2 separate regions of the Mus musculus genome follow, and region 1 is linked to region 2. Evidence: chromatin contacts called from ENCODE Hi-C or POLR2A ChIA-PET data. All regions are on one chromosome and are shown on one strand. The core of a region is the stretch at or near the end of the contact, and the rest is flanking DNA. Distances in the headings are between cores, read along the strand shown. Region 1 has its middle 24 kb from the start of Gm47708. Region 2 holds the start of Nudt4 (nudix (nucleoside diphosphate linked moiety X)-type motif 4).

Evidence for each region. A loop is a pair of places that touch in the nucleus more often than their neighbours do. ChIA-PET counts read pairs that join two places held with the same protein, here RNA polymerase II (POLR2A).
Region 1: a loop to region 2 is called in a map of left cerebral cortex, with 4 times the contacts of the local background. The contact joins the enhancer-like site here to the promoter of Nudt4 in region 2. A Hi-C loop is called at or near these places in 4 of 37 maps with a recorded cell type or tissue (adrenal gland and left cerebral cortex). POLR2A ChIA-PET finds 5 or more read pairs at or near these places in 3 of 5 experiments (all embryonic stem cell).

Annotation. Positions count from the first base shown.
Region 1 is chr10:95,703,356-95,709,862 of GRCm38, forward strand. No RefSeq gene overlaps it. Among named protein-coding and RNA genes, the nearest start is that of Gm47708, 24 kb to the right of the region's middle. Within about 2 kb of position 2,316, at least 1 of the 3 ENCODE cell types and tissues checked has a DNase peak (open chromatin) inside an H3K27ac peak, as active enhancers do; it is left cerebral cortex, where a contact is called at or near this core.
Region 2 is chr10:95,560,163-95,567,532 of GRCm38, forward strand. Nudt4 (nudix (nucleoside diphosphate linked moiety X)-type motif 4) reads right to left here and starts at 3,984. Exons shown (of 5, transcript NM_027722.5): 1 at 3,500-3,984. The coding sequence starts at 3,595.

The sequences.
Region 1 (6,507 bases), core at 1,066-3,565, 140 kb after region 2:
GTGGCACGGTCTTAACATCAGCAACTTTTTTTTTTTTTTTTTTTTTTTTTTGGCCACAGGCCCAGGAGGCCAGTTTCTGGGGATAGCGTAGTGCAGAAGTGACACTTCTGATCCTTGCATCAGAATCGACTCTGATAGTCTGGGAGTCAATCATGGCCATACAAGAGAGATCGTTGGTTTCAGATGACCCCAGACTCCAGATAGTCACAGAGGACCAGTTTCCTATCTGAAACCCAGGCTTCGATACTCACATGATGCCTTAGTTAAAGCCATGGTTAATAAGAAATCATGCACCTGGCATAGCTTTGCTTTTGTAAACATTAATAATCAGATAAAATGATCGGATTTAGGGCTAGTTTTATTTATTTATTTTCCTAAAACTCTTCATTCTGAAATGCTATGAGGCTTCAAATAATATTTCTAAGATGGCTTCTTAAAATACTAATTATTTTTTATCCTCTACGCTCTTGCTTGGCCCCACCACCAAATACTCCTGGATAAAGTGATGACCAAGATTGAGATTCGGGTGGGAGGGTGAAGGGCGTGGCTCACACAGCAGCTGAGGCCAATGGTAGTCACAGCTGTGTGGCTCACACAGCAGCATGGCTCACACAGCATCCAAGGATGCTAAGGCTCACTCAGCAGCCGATGACGGTAGTCAGAGTTGCCAACCCAACAGTTAGATTCTTGAGTTAAGACTGGGTGGCTGTTTCTTAGTGCATCTGTGATCCTGGGTGGTTTCCCTCAGTCATAATAGGGGATCATAATTCTACATAGTAATTATTATATAGAATTATATTATTTCTCAATTGTATAGTGTATTAATGCTGTCTGTAGTATACTAATAACATAAGTGTTATGTACTAATATTAATTGCATATGATTAACTTAAGCCTAGTAATGTAACATTTCTTCATTTTACAATTCTAAATTGAAATAATATGGTTAAAACGCCTGGTAAGTGCCCTCTAGATTTAATCATTTTATGGTTATTCTGACGCTCATCTCTGTTCGTGTGATTATTCCTGGCCTCTCCTAGGGGTAGGCTTGCTAGATTTTGCTTTTGATTTGGCGATTATTATTGTTTCTGAGATGGTCTCACTGTGTAATTCAGTCTAACGTTGAACTGAATACATAGATCAGGCAAGCCTCAAACTTGTGGGCAGCCTCCTGTCCCTGCCTTGCACATACCGAGAGTAGAGGCAAACGCCTTACCACTGAGGTATGGTCCAGCTCCCCCTCACAAGTCTCCTCGAGTGGACAGACAGCCTAGACTCTGCAAGCGGCACTTGAGAAGCACTTTACGGTCAAGTGAACACAGTAGAGAGCCCGAGGAGGCCTTGGGGGGACACATGCTCCCTCTCGTATTCTGGGGTCATGGGGACAAAGGCCAGGCACTGACTTCAATACTTTTCTTCACTCTACAGAGCACATACATCCAGTCTGTCGGGCAGGCTGGGAGACATCCTGTAGTTCTTAGTTGGGTTGTCTGCCACTGACTTCTTCCACCCCCTCTTCATCCACCCCCCACCCCCTGTAACACCCATGCCCCAGAGCCCCTGAGATCTGGAAACCCTGGTCCTGTCTCATCCCTGTGAGAGGCAGGCTGCCAGCATCACTGTCCCAGTTTCACAAACAGAACAACCGAGTCACTTTTCTATTGTTGCCACACCGAAGTTACCCAGTGAGTCATTCTAAGTCCTAGAACTGGCTCCTGATTCTTGTTCCTGGCATCACTAACAGAGCCGGATGGATGCCGTCAAAGGCTAAAGAGGATGCTGGCACCGAACCTCTCCGAGGAGAGCAACCTTGCACATGACTGAGTCAAAAGCAAGGATTAACTCTCTTGATACTTGCAGCCTAAGGAAGAGAGGTGTGAGGTGTGTGTGTGTGTGTGTGTGTGTGTGTGTGTGTGTGTGTGTGTGACATCATCATCACTAACACACAGGATTCTTAGTTGGTCTTTAAATGGCTTAAAATGGTCCATACATTTTCTGCTTCCTGCCGTCCTGAATACTATGTGTGTGTGTGTGTGTATGTGTGTGTGTGTGTGTGCATACGCTTGTGTATATGTGTGCAAGAGAGACATCATTACCACCAACAAACCAGATTCTTAGCTGTTCTCAAAATGGTCTATAAATTTACTGCTTCCTATCCCCCCTTAACACTGTGGGTATGTGTATGTTTGTATGTGTGTGTGTGTGTACATTGTGTAAATATATATTGAGACAGAGTCTCACTTGTAGGCTTGGCTGGTCTGTAACTCTCTATGTAGACCAGATTGGCCCTGAACTCACAGAGATCTGCCTGCTTCTGCCTCTTGAATTCTCGGATTAAGAGCATGCCACACCCAGTGACACTAGATTTTTAAATGAACAAAAAGTATCTTATTTGCAAGTGAGGCAATGGACATTATCTTATAACAGAATCAGTTATGTGAATGTGAATCTGAGAGGAGGCTAAATTTATTTCCTTCTTTTTTTTTTTTTTTCACAAAAGAATCCTCAAAGTAACTGGCAGAGGGGAGAAAAATGAGCTCACTTTTGCTATAAAATTAGAAACACAAACCATTCCAAACACAAGCTGTTCATGCTTAACTAGAGGATACTTCGTATGTTCCATTTTCTGCATGGCTTAGAATTTCCTCACTCCCTGCCCTCCTCTTCCTCCTCCTCCTCCTCCTCCTCTTCCTCCTCTTCCTTTTGTATCTGTCTTATTTTCCTTTGTATGACACCCGATTCTAAGCGTGGATTGCCTCTGGCTCCCATCTAAGCCAAGAAGCTGAAGATCTACCCTCCCACAGTAACCCTGGAACTAAATAGCTGCAGCCTTAATTTGGAGGCCAGTAAAACTTTTATGTATTAAAGTTGTGATTTTATCCTTTCCTTCATAGCTATAGAAAGAAGAGCAAGCTTTAGAAGGCAGAACAGGAGCGCTTTGAGAATCCAGATACTCCCAAAGCTGCCTTTCTGAAAATGATGACCCACACACACCAAGCCTCAGTTACCATGGAGAACTCCTCAGTCACAATCCCTGGAGGTAGGGACCCTGGAATCTCAGGACTAAAAAATCCGAAGGATCTACCTAAGTACAGGCAGATCTTCCTGTAGTGGGCAGCAGTTTATGCAGAGGCCCGGGGCTGGCTAAAGGTTGGAGATATACCTGAGGTTCAGCCTTAAATGGGGTGTCTGTGCCAATCCCTCCCCAGTGAGGCTTACGGATGCCTCAGTAGAGTACGTAGAAGGGAAGGAAGAGCTGGAGGATGGGGAGGAGTGCTCCCAAGGGTTATATTGGCACTTGTGGACACACTGTAGCCATGATTACCTGTATAAGTCCTGTACGAGGTCAAGCCAACAAGACCATTGACCATTAACTGGACTCAGCATGTTATAGAACAAATGAACCCAAACCTAAACTACTTGAAGGTGGTAGGGAGATGTGTGGGGGTTGGGTGGATGTGATCAAATAGATATTCTAAAACCAAAATGGAATGGAATAGAAGCAGGAGATACGTGTTCAGAGGGTGGCCGTAGATAACCGCCAGGGCTCTCTGAAGCCTTCCGATGCTCATATAGAGGGTGATGCCGGGCCCCATGCATTTTCCTGAGGGACATCCTTAAACAGTCCCTGACTCCATAAAAAGTTAAGAGCCAGTAGATAATGTCAAATAAGTGTGGGCTAAAGGGGAAGCCGACATGACTCATTCGTAAACTACAGCAACAGCAACATTTTTAAAACTGTAAGTTAAGCCAAGGTTATCACCCTGCATCTACAAATCTTTAGAAATCGTGTGGGTTGTCAAATTTCTGTAGAAAATTCAGGAATTCTATGTCTTACTAGGCATAGGCACGCTAGCCAGAAAGAAAACATAAACATAAACATATTCTTACAGCCAACCAAGAAAATATCAACTCTCAAAACATCAAAAAACAAAACAAGACAAAAAAAACCCACAAAAACTCCAAAACCAAAAACCAAAAAACCCCAAAACCAAACCAAACCAAACCAAACCAAACCAAACCAAATACCTTTAATAACAACTCTTGGATAAATGAATATAATATGTTAAAAATATTTTAGATGCATTGACAATGATTATAAAAAGTTGGAAGCAACCTTAATATCCACCAATTTTGGAATAAAATATAGTAAGATCAATACTAGATCACCATAAAGCAATTACAAGAAACTATCTAAATTCATACATTAATAATAATGCAAATAAGGCAGCTAATATTTTTATGGTATTAACCAGCGCTTTTCTAAGGGCTTTGCCTACATCAACAGTAAGTGGGAACTCAAAACGATACGGAGTGTGAATATATGATAAGTGTAAAAACATTGTGATGCTACGTGTGTTTTAAGGCACAGACTATACTGTGGCTTACTGAGGCCTGTATGAGGTAGAAGCCTAAAACTGGGATGGCATAATGTTCCCAGCATTCCCTGACAGAGCATTTTCGGGTGACACTGCAGTCTTCTTCAGCATCTTCAAGAGACTTAGCAGAACTTTGAGGATACCCTCACACAAAAAAAAACCATTTGGCAAGACAAGAAAACCCAAATGCAGATACTGCAGACAAAGCCTTGGGGAATGAGACAGGGCAAGCTAGGATTCATGAAGGTGGGAAGGTTTGTGGTACAAGCAAAACTTAAGTCCACAGGACAGAAGGAGTCCCACTGTCTGGAGGACTCAGCTGTAACTTCCTGCGGAAGGATGTCAGTGTGGGAGGGGGAAACCCACAATGGAGAGGGACCCACATATATATAGGAGCAGGCCAAGCTCCACAATGAGATTCCCTGAAGCCACCTGTGGCTTGCTGGTTTCAGCCATCCTTTCCTGAGAGGAAGCGGGAAGACATTGGCCTGCCTGACAGGACATCTGGAAGGCTCATCGGGCTAGGGACATGTGGTAAAGCTCTTCCGTTACAAACTATAACCAGAGAGGAAATGACTAACTGACACTCTTTGACCCTGAGGAGTTGAGAGGAATTATGTGTGGAATGCCAGTTACCAAGGTCTGGGAGCTGCGAGCCACAACAAAGTCTTCTCAGAATTCATGATATCCCAGGGAAAGGGATTTGGGGCTGTCTGGCCCTCAACTTCAGGTTGGAAAACACAAAGTATGAAATTAGTGGTGTGAGTATGGCAAGTGCCTTTTCTTTCAGCCCCCAGTAAAGAACAGGTTTAAGAGAAATAGAATTTGAGCCAGTCCAGGAATTCTTCTTCAAACACGTTTCCAGTTTACAACTCTTCTTGCCTATTCCTCTGACCTCTTGTAGGATGCGATTTTATCACCAAGGATCTCCAGGTTTAGTCAGCTCCTTCTCAGTCCACCCCAACCCACTCCACAAAGACTCCTCATTCTCCATAACGATGATCCCCACCCATTTCTCATTGCTTCCTCTGTCGGAATGACTTCTGTCTGACCCTGCTTCGCCTGGAAAAGTCTCACCATCCTCTTGGACTCCTCTGCAGGGACAGCAGCATAACCATCTACAGCTCCGCACTATATAGGTCTTCCCCAAGGACCCTGGGAACAAACTGATGATGAGCAAACATCAGTTCCTTGTTGATCGATCCGTTCCTTGTTAATCAAGGGGACAGCATCATGGGGACATGGGTTCAGCAGCAGTGTTAGAAAAGACCTGTCCTAATTGTGGGCTTTGGTGGGAAGATCTGAGGAGAAACTGGGCTTTTGGGTCTACATTGGATGGCACCAGGAATCCAGGTGATCCTGTGCTGAGGGTGTTTTAGGGTTACAGTGATCCTGTTTGTTTGTTTGTTTGTTTGTTTGTTTTTGTCTGAACATAGACAAAATAAGTCATGTGATGGTCTCATTTTGATTCACTTTATCAGTGCCCACAAGCAAGCCTGTCTGCCATGGCTGCTCTGTGTGATCGATTGTTTACGCCTGACAGAGGAACAGGATGGCTTGGCTCTGATGATCAGAACAGCCTAGCCGACAATGATACTGAGGGCTAGCTGTGATTATTTCCAGATGTGGAAAGTTGGTTTCTCCTTTCTTTGCATCGAGAAGGCAAAGCAGTCTTCAGATTGTGATATTGCCCGTGTTTTCTCCGACATGTGTGACAGAGCAGCCAGTACAACTCTATATTGATACTCATTCCATTTAAGCCCTGTAGGACAGCCATGCCGTATGTGTGGGACTCACCCCCACTGCCTCCAGGATGGGCCTCAATTTATTTAGAACAATCCAGTGGTGACTCACTCAGGATGGCTTTAGCGATGGATTCCATGGAAACAGGCTGCGGTTTTTCACCCGGGAGGTTTTTAGTAGTGGGATTCTCTGGATGGGAGTAAGGGAGAAGGAAGAGATGAACTTGACAGGTAATTGCAGTAGAGGCCTGACTGGGTTACCCCTGGGAACTGGGAGCCATCAGAGAGTAAAAGTGCCAATGTAGAGAGAGAAGGTCTCAGCCCTGAAAGGAAGACCTGGTTGGCACATGTGCCCCAGAGCCATTTTCTTGTCTTGATGTTACTTCC
Region 2 (7,370 bases), core at 2,734-5,233:
CCCTCAAAAGTCTAAAATTGAAATGTCCTTCCTGTCTTGCCTGGTGTGTGACCTCTGAGGTGCTGTTTTCCCTGGAGGCTTTGTGTGTGGTAGGCAAGCAAGCATTCCACCACTGAGCTATTCTCTACCCAAGGTTCTCACGTTTAAAAAAAAATCATTCCCCTTTCTCTGCCAACCCAAGCTGCTCTTGCAGACCACAGCCCCGAGCCATCCTCCTCTTCTATTTGGGGTGCTAGGTCCCTCCTTTCCCATTTACTGAAGTTCCAAGTGACACACACTGGGCTCCTAAACCAAAGCACACAGAGAAGAAAGCACTCCAGGCCTCCGTTGTTATTTCCCCCTGTTTCATCTAATCTTCCATACGACAGTGTATGTTCCTTGCCAGCTCAAACTATCTTTACATCCACTATTCAAATACATATGCAAATATATTCAACGAGAGCCATTTCTGGCTACCAACTCACCACGTCACCGTCTTTTCTTTGCCTATGGAGAGAGGAGCCCAGGATTGAACCCAGGCTCCTGTGTTCGAGGCAAGCTCTCGACCATGGTGCTATCTCCTTTAGCAACGCTTCCAGCAGAAACAATTTCCAAGCACACACACACACACACACACCAATCCACCTACCTGCTTAAAGTCATTTATGGACATATACCTGTGGGCTGGTCTGAAGGCTCAAAGCCACACTGAAGCTGACAGGCCTCCACAGGAAAAACTAGCCAGAGAGGCTGCTCAGATACACTGAAGACTTAAAAACACGGGGAGTCAAGTCCTGCTTGTTCTGTGACCTTGAGATATGTTACTTCTGTGCCCTAATTTATATGCCCTGTCACTCTGTAGACCAGGCTGGCCTTGAACTCAGAGATCAGACCCCCTTTGCCTCCCACATGCTGGTAGTTATGGCGTGCACCAGTATGAACCACTACTATAAGAAAAACCTGTTCGGGCTGGTGAGATGGCTCAGTGGGTAAGAGCACCCGACTGTTCTTCCGAAGGTCCAGAGTTCAAATCCCAGCAACCACATGGTGGCTCACAACCATCTGTAACAAGATCTGACTCCCTCTTCTGGAGTGTCTGAAGACAGCTACAGTGTACTTACATATAATAAATAAATAAATCTTAAAAAAAAAAAAAAAAAAAAAAAAAAAAAAGAAAAACCTGTTCTCAGTGGGCATCAAGGCTCTCGCCTATAATCCCGGCACTCAGGTGAGCCAGCCAATGGGGGCTCTCCGTAGCCTTTTAGGATCAGATGGTAATTAACTTTTTTTTTTTGAAGTTACCCTCATCTTTAAAAACATACATTTAAATGTTCTAACCAGGACCTACAACTCCTTAACCCAATAAATAAGCAGTTTTTACCCATTAGCTGGAAGGGTGGGACAAGCAGCTTTGGTCTATCCTTGGATGGCTCGTGGTATCATTTCAACAGGGAAAGCCCACCTGTAGCTTTCCCAGACATCTTACTGTGCTGCTAAGAGTCTATTCCGTAATTATCACATAATAGAAAGAGCCTCAACTGTACACAACCACAGAAGTAAAATTTCCAAAGAGCCAAACCAGATGCTGAAAGTTGGCTGTGTGCTCGGGAGAATTCCAGCGTCTTCCCTCAGAGCATATCCCCTAACAAGTTGATTCACCGGGGTCCCCCAGCCTACAGGCTCCAAGAGCCAGCGCTTTACATAATGGGTTTCTCTAATACTCCCCAAGCCTTGCTCATCTCACTGTATTTAAAAATACTGGTCTCATTTTGAAAACAGGCTGTAGCAATGATTTTACAGCAACTTCCTGGAGAGAGAGAGAGAGGAGCCCAGGATTGAACCCAGGCTCCTGTGTTCGAGGCAAGCTCTCGACCATGGTGCTATCTCCTTTAGCAACGCTTCCAGCAGAAACAATTTCCAAGCACACACACACACACACACACACCAATCCACCTACCTGCTTAAAGTCATTTATGGAGCTCTTGTCAAGACTGCCTTGCCAGACACACAATTTAGATAATTTTGATTTCTCCTATCCTCATAGCTTCCCCTAGGGACACACACAGATACATCCCACCCCCAAACAACCCCCCACACCCCCAGACACCCCCCCCCACATACACACAAAATGGGCCCTGAATTTCCAACTGTGTATTATGGCACAATCTCAAAGGTAACTTAAAAGGCTTTCAAGTTTAGCCTCACAAAACACGGAGCACCCGACTGCTGAGCAGAGGCCCTTTACCAAGAGGCCAGCTTTCTGGGGTAGGAACTACATCCCTAACTATGATTGCTACCTAATTCTGTCATCTGGACAAAGAATTTCTGCTCAAAGCCGTCTTCTCACCTATAAAACAGGGCGGACCAGTACTACCTCCAAGTGCTAAAAGGATTAAATGTAACACTCCCGGGTTGCACCTAACTCATTGTAAACGCTCAGCTAAAAATCCGATAGAGCAGTGAACAGGTCAGACTGGATCCTGGGTCACTATTCGCTATTACATGTTTTTATACTTAGTTTGCCTTGCCCTAGCACGGCACCTCCTTCAAAGACTCCCCCCACCCCATGATAGACTGCATTTAAGGCTTGTTGGCCTTTTTTGTCCTTTGTGCACTTTTAAAAGGTCCTATATTCCGTTCTCTTCTAAGTAGACTCAGCTCAAAGACCTTTCTCTAGAAGTTCCTTCGGGATTTGGGTTTAACACTTAGAAGCTTTCAAATCAACCTTTAAAATAAATAAATAAAAAGCAAAAGCGGTTTAAAGATCCTAACTTTCAAGCACGCGGCTATCTGTTAACCACCACTGAGTGTACGCTGTCATACTTATCATAACTTCAGGGGCTAGCAATAAGGAAGCCATTAGATCCCATCTCCAGTTTTATGCTTGGTGCTTCCCTGGACGCGGCTACAGAAGCAGAACTCAGAACGCTAACTTTTTTTCCTCTATCAGTTCATTTTAGGCGTGGCAGCGCTACAAGATTTCCCCCAGCTACCAAGTGACTGAACTATCCAGAGCAGGATGAAAACGGAATCATTTTAAAACCGAATAGAACTGAAGTGAAATAAAATAGGCTCTCCCAGAGATTACTCCAAAGGTCCCTATCCGTCCAAAGCAGGGCGAAGGGTCGGGTAAAATCACACGCCGCTCCTTCCCAGATGTCAAGTCACACCGCAGAACAGCCTTGAGAAACCAGAAGAGCGAGAGATGGCCGGGCTGAAAAGGGCAACTTCGCCCCGTTCCTGGCCTATCTTGTCCCTTCTGGCGTCATTCCACATCTCTCGCTGGCCATCTTTCGGTCGTCAGAAAAACTTTAAAAGCGGAGTCCGCTTTGCAAAAGGAGGTATCTACGTAATGAAGCCAACAGCTTGCGACCTAATGGGAGGTCTAAAAGGCAGGCTGGCGAACCCCGGAGGCCGATCTCCAGCTCCGGGCGTGGGGGTTGCCGGTGACCCGCAGGCCCGGGCGGTGCAGGGGGGTGCGGGATGAAGCCCGGTCGCCAGCCTTTGTCCCCGCGCTTACCTCGTCCTCCTGCTCGCTGCGGAAGCACAGGCAGGCCGCCCTCTTCTTGAAGCCCTCGCGGTCGTACGTCCGCGTCTGGTTGGGCTTGAACTTCATCCTAGAGCCGGGCTCCTGCAGCCGCTGCTCCGGCCGCCACCGTGGGGACCCGGCCGCCGCCACCCCGCCGGGGAGTCGGGCCGAAGGAAGTCGCGATGCTCGGGCGCCGGTGGGACGGGCGGCGGCGGCGGCACGGACACGGACGGCGAGGCCGGGCGGCCGCCGGGACGCGGGGCGGAACGCGGGTCACTGCAGTCCGGGCGCAGCGGTGGAAGCGCCGCCTCTGCTCCGGCGCCCGCCGCTCTCCATGGAGCCCGCCGCCGCTCGCAGCCACTCCTTGCTTGCACCCGCCGCCGCCGCCGCCGCCGGGGGAAGAGCGCGGCTCGTGGCTCGTGCCACGCGGAGACAGTTGGAAGCGACGGTGCAGACCGGGCAGAGACGCCGAGGATGCGCGCCGCCCCCTTCGCCCGCATTTAAGCGGGGCTCCCGCGCGCGCGCGCCGGCGCGCTCCCTCCTTTGGGCGCGCCAGTGCGCCTGCGCGCCAGGACCGTTGCCGGGCGGGGGTAGGGTGGGGAGCTGGGGGCGCGGCTTCGACCAGCCGGGGGGCGGGGCTCGAGGCCTAAGTCTAGGGCTCCGCCAGCTCTGCCCTGCCCGCGGGCGAGTGCTCCAGAGGCCTTTTTTTTTTGGGGGGGGGGGTGCGCTTTGTACAAGGCCAGGGAAGGGAAGCGAGCAGAGACCTCCTCGTTCTCCGTTTTAGAGGTCCGATAGAGTTCCCTTTAGGGACGGACCCCAGTACTGGGTCCTGGAGCCAAGGTCCCCGGAGCCATGGCAGGACTACTGAAGCATCGCGGTTAGCATTGCTTGTGAAGGCTAGGAAGGTTAAATTCATTGAGTTCTCTCTCTCCTCTCCCCTTCCTTCTCCCTCTCCCCACTTCCTCTGTTTCGATGAGAGTGCTTTTATGTGCTCTTGAAGAGTCAGCTGAGGCTTTGAAGTGGACTATAGCCAGTTGTCTGTGTTGTGGCATCCCCACCTCCGCTGACCCTCCAGAGTGCATTCATGAACACTGGTTATGGCTGTTATTCTGTGTGTATCTCATTCTAAGTAAGGCCATAGCAGTAAATCAGTGGGATGTTTGTTGTCTGGAAGCTTACAGTTTTAGGCACTTGGAACAACTCCCAATATTTCAGTGCTATTGAAGAGCCAAGATAGAAAGTAGGAGACCGGTGGGCAGTGGTGGTGCACGCCTTTAATCCCAGCACTTGGGAGCCAGAGGCAGGCAGATTTCTGAGTTCAAGGCCAACCTGGTCTACAGAGTGAGTTCCAGGACAGCCAGGGCTATACAGAGGAAACTCTGTCTCGAAAACCTAAAACCATAAACCAAAAAAAAAAAAAAAAAAAAGAAAGAAAGAAAGAAAGAAAGAAAGAAAGAAAGAAAAGAAAGAAAAAGAAAAAAAGTAGGAGACCTGACATCACTGGAATTCAAGAAAACCCCTAATCCAAATCAGGTGTGGAATCCCAGGTATGTGATCCCAGCACTTGAGAGCCCAAAACAGAAGGATTCGGAATTCAAGGCCATTCCCTGCCATTTAGAACTGGTGAGACTAGACTGGTCTACATGAGACCCTATTTCAAAACCCGAACTCCTAACCTACAGGAGCTTCACTTCCCACAGAACTGTTTAGACAGCCACATCCGTTTTGTTTTTCATTCCTGGAAGGCCTCCGGTGTGCCAGGCTCTGGCATCTTACAAAACCGGTCAGACCCTGCCCCTCCAGTCGAATAAGAACCTAAGAACAGAGAATTAGTGACCAATCACGGGGCGGAATATTAAATTGATTTGGGAGTAGTGGGTCTCGCAGATCTTTGACCAGAGGGGAAAGAAGCAAGCATCGAAGGCAGCTAAGGCAGCAAGGGGAGGAGGGGCTGAGAAGACAAAAGAGTCAAATTCTCAGGAGCCTAGAACTGGAGTTTATGCAAAGGTCAGGGAGGGGGCAGAGCTCTTAGAAATGAAAGAAGCCAATGTGGCTGTAGAAAGGACCGGAAGCTGATACCGCAAGCAGGGTTGTAAGGCTTCACTGAGACGCATGGTGAGCACTCTTTGGTGCCTGCCTTTCCCCGGAGCCTAGCAGATGCAAGTTTGGAGAGTGAGTTCATGTTGAATAGATGGTTTAAGGAATGAAGCTTCACCACAATTAGAAATCAAGTCTGTACAGAGACATTTTTCCAAGCTGTTCTTACTGAAGCCACTTGAAGTTCAGGATTTACAAACACATTTATTAATCTAGGGATTCCAGTAGGACTGATACCAGGTGCTACTTTTAGATGAGTGCTGTTGATAAAGTGGCCTTTTTATTGTGTTTTATTTGGAGCTAGGGTCTCATGTAGCCCAGGCTGGCCCAGAATTCCTGATCCTATCCTTCAAATGCTGGACTGCAGGAATGTTCCCACATGTCTGGCTTTACGGTAATCCTTTTGAATGGATGAAGAAGAGTCAAGTTCTGCCTGCACAAATTCTTCAATGATCTGGCTTCTAGACGTGGGTGCCCAATAAATTATCGGCTGAACCATATAGTGATTTACTTGTCTCATTTTTTTAATATTTATTTTATGTGTATAGATTTTTGCTTACATGTTTGCATACATACCTGCACCATACATGTGCCTAGTGTCCTTGGAGGACAGACAAGGACATCAGATACTCCTGAAACTGGAGTTAAGAATGGTTGTCAGCCACTGTGTGACTGCTAGGATCTGAAACTGGGGTCTCCTGAAAGAGTTGCAGGTGCTCCTAACCACTGAGCCATCTCTCCATCCCCTTTCTCGTTTATTGGTTCCAGAAGATGTAGCGTGGGCTAGAATTAAGGAAAGGGAAAAGGAAAGATGTTTGGAACCAAGTTGTTGAAGGGAAAAAGCCAGGCAGAGATTTGGTGAATGTAAGCAGGGGACACCGTTTTTTCAGCTTCCAGGCACTGAAAAGAAATATATATATTGGCTTCAGCTCCTACAAGTACCAACGAGTACATGTTTGGGTGTCTGCGCCTAAGCGGTTCCCAGCTCTCAAATGGGTAGACTGATTTGTTACATTCTTGCACAAAGCTGGGAGACTGAAAGTGCTTTGAAGTTGTGAAGAATCTGAAGAAACAAGCTATCAACAAAGCACTTTTTGTTTGCTTTTGTTGTCTTTCAAGATAGGGTTTCTCTCTGCAGCCCTGGCTGTCCTGGAATTCACTCTGTAGACTGAGTTGACCTCAGACACAGAGATCTGCCTGCCTCTGTCTCCTAAGTGCTTGCGCCACCACCGCCCAGCTCAATAAGGATTATAATTGTTGCTTCAAGAAGGAGTCTTTCTTGGGACTCAGGCTGACCTTGAACTCTCTGGCTTCTGGCTCAGTCTCCCTGGCGTTACAGGCCAGTAGTTTAGGTTTTACTGCAGGGAAATTCTTATCAGAGAACTCTCTGAGTTCCCTCTACCTTCCCCTACTCAAAGGCTAGAAGAGTATTCAAGAGATATTTGCAGAAGACAAGTTTAACATGGGATGGAGGGGGTTAAATATTGTAATGTTATTTAAACTGGAGACTCTGTTGTTGTTGTTTATCTGTGTAACAGAGCCCTGGCTGTCCTGGACTGGATTTGTAGACCAGGCTGGCTTTGAACTCACAGAAATCCACCTGCTTCTGCCTCCCAAGTACTGGGATTAAAGGCATGCGCCACCACACACGGCTAAATTGAAGACTCTGAGTAGTATAAATCGCCTCCTCCTTCCACACTCATGCATTCTTATTTATTTACTTGCAATTGTTTGTGAGAGGCCCAACAAAAAAAGGAAGCTCGTC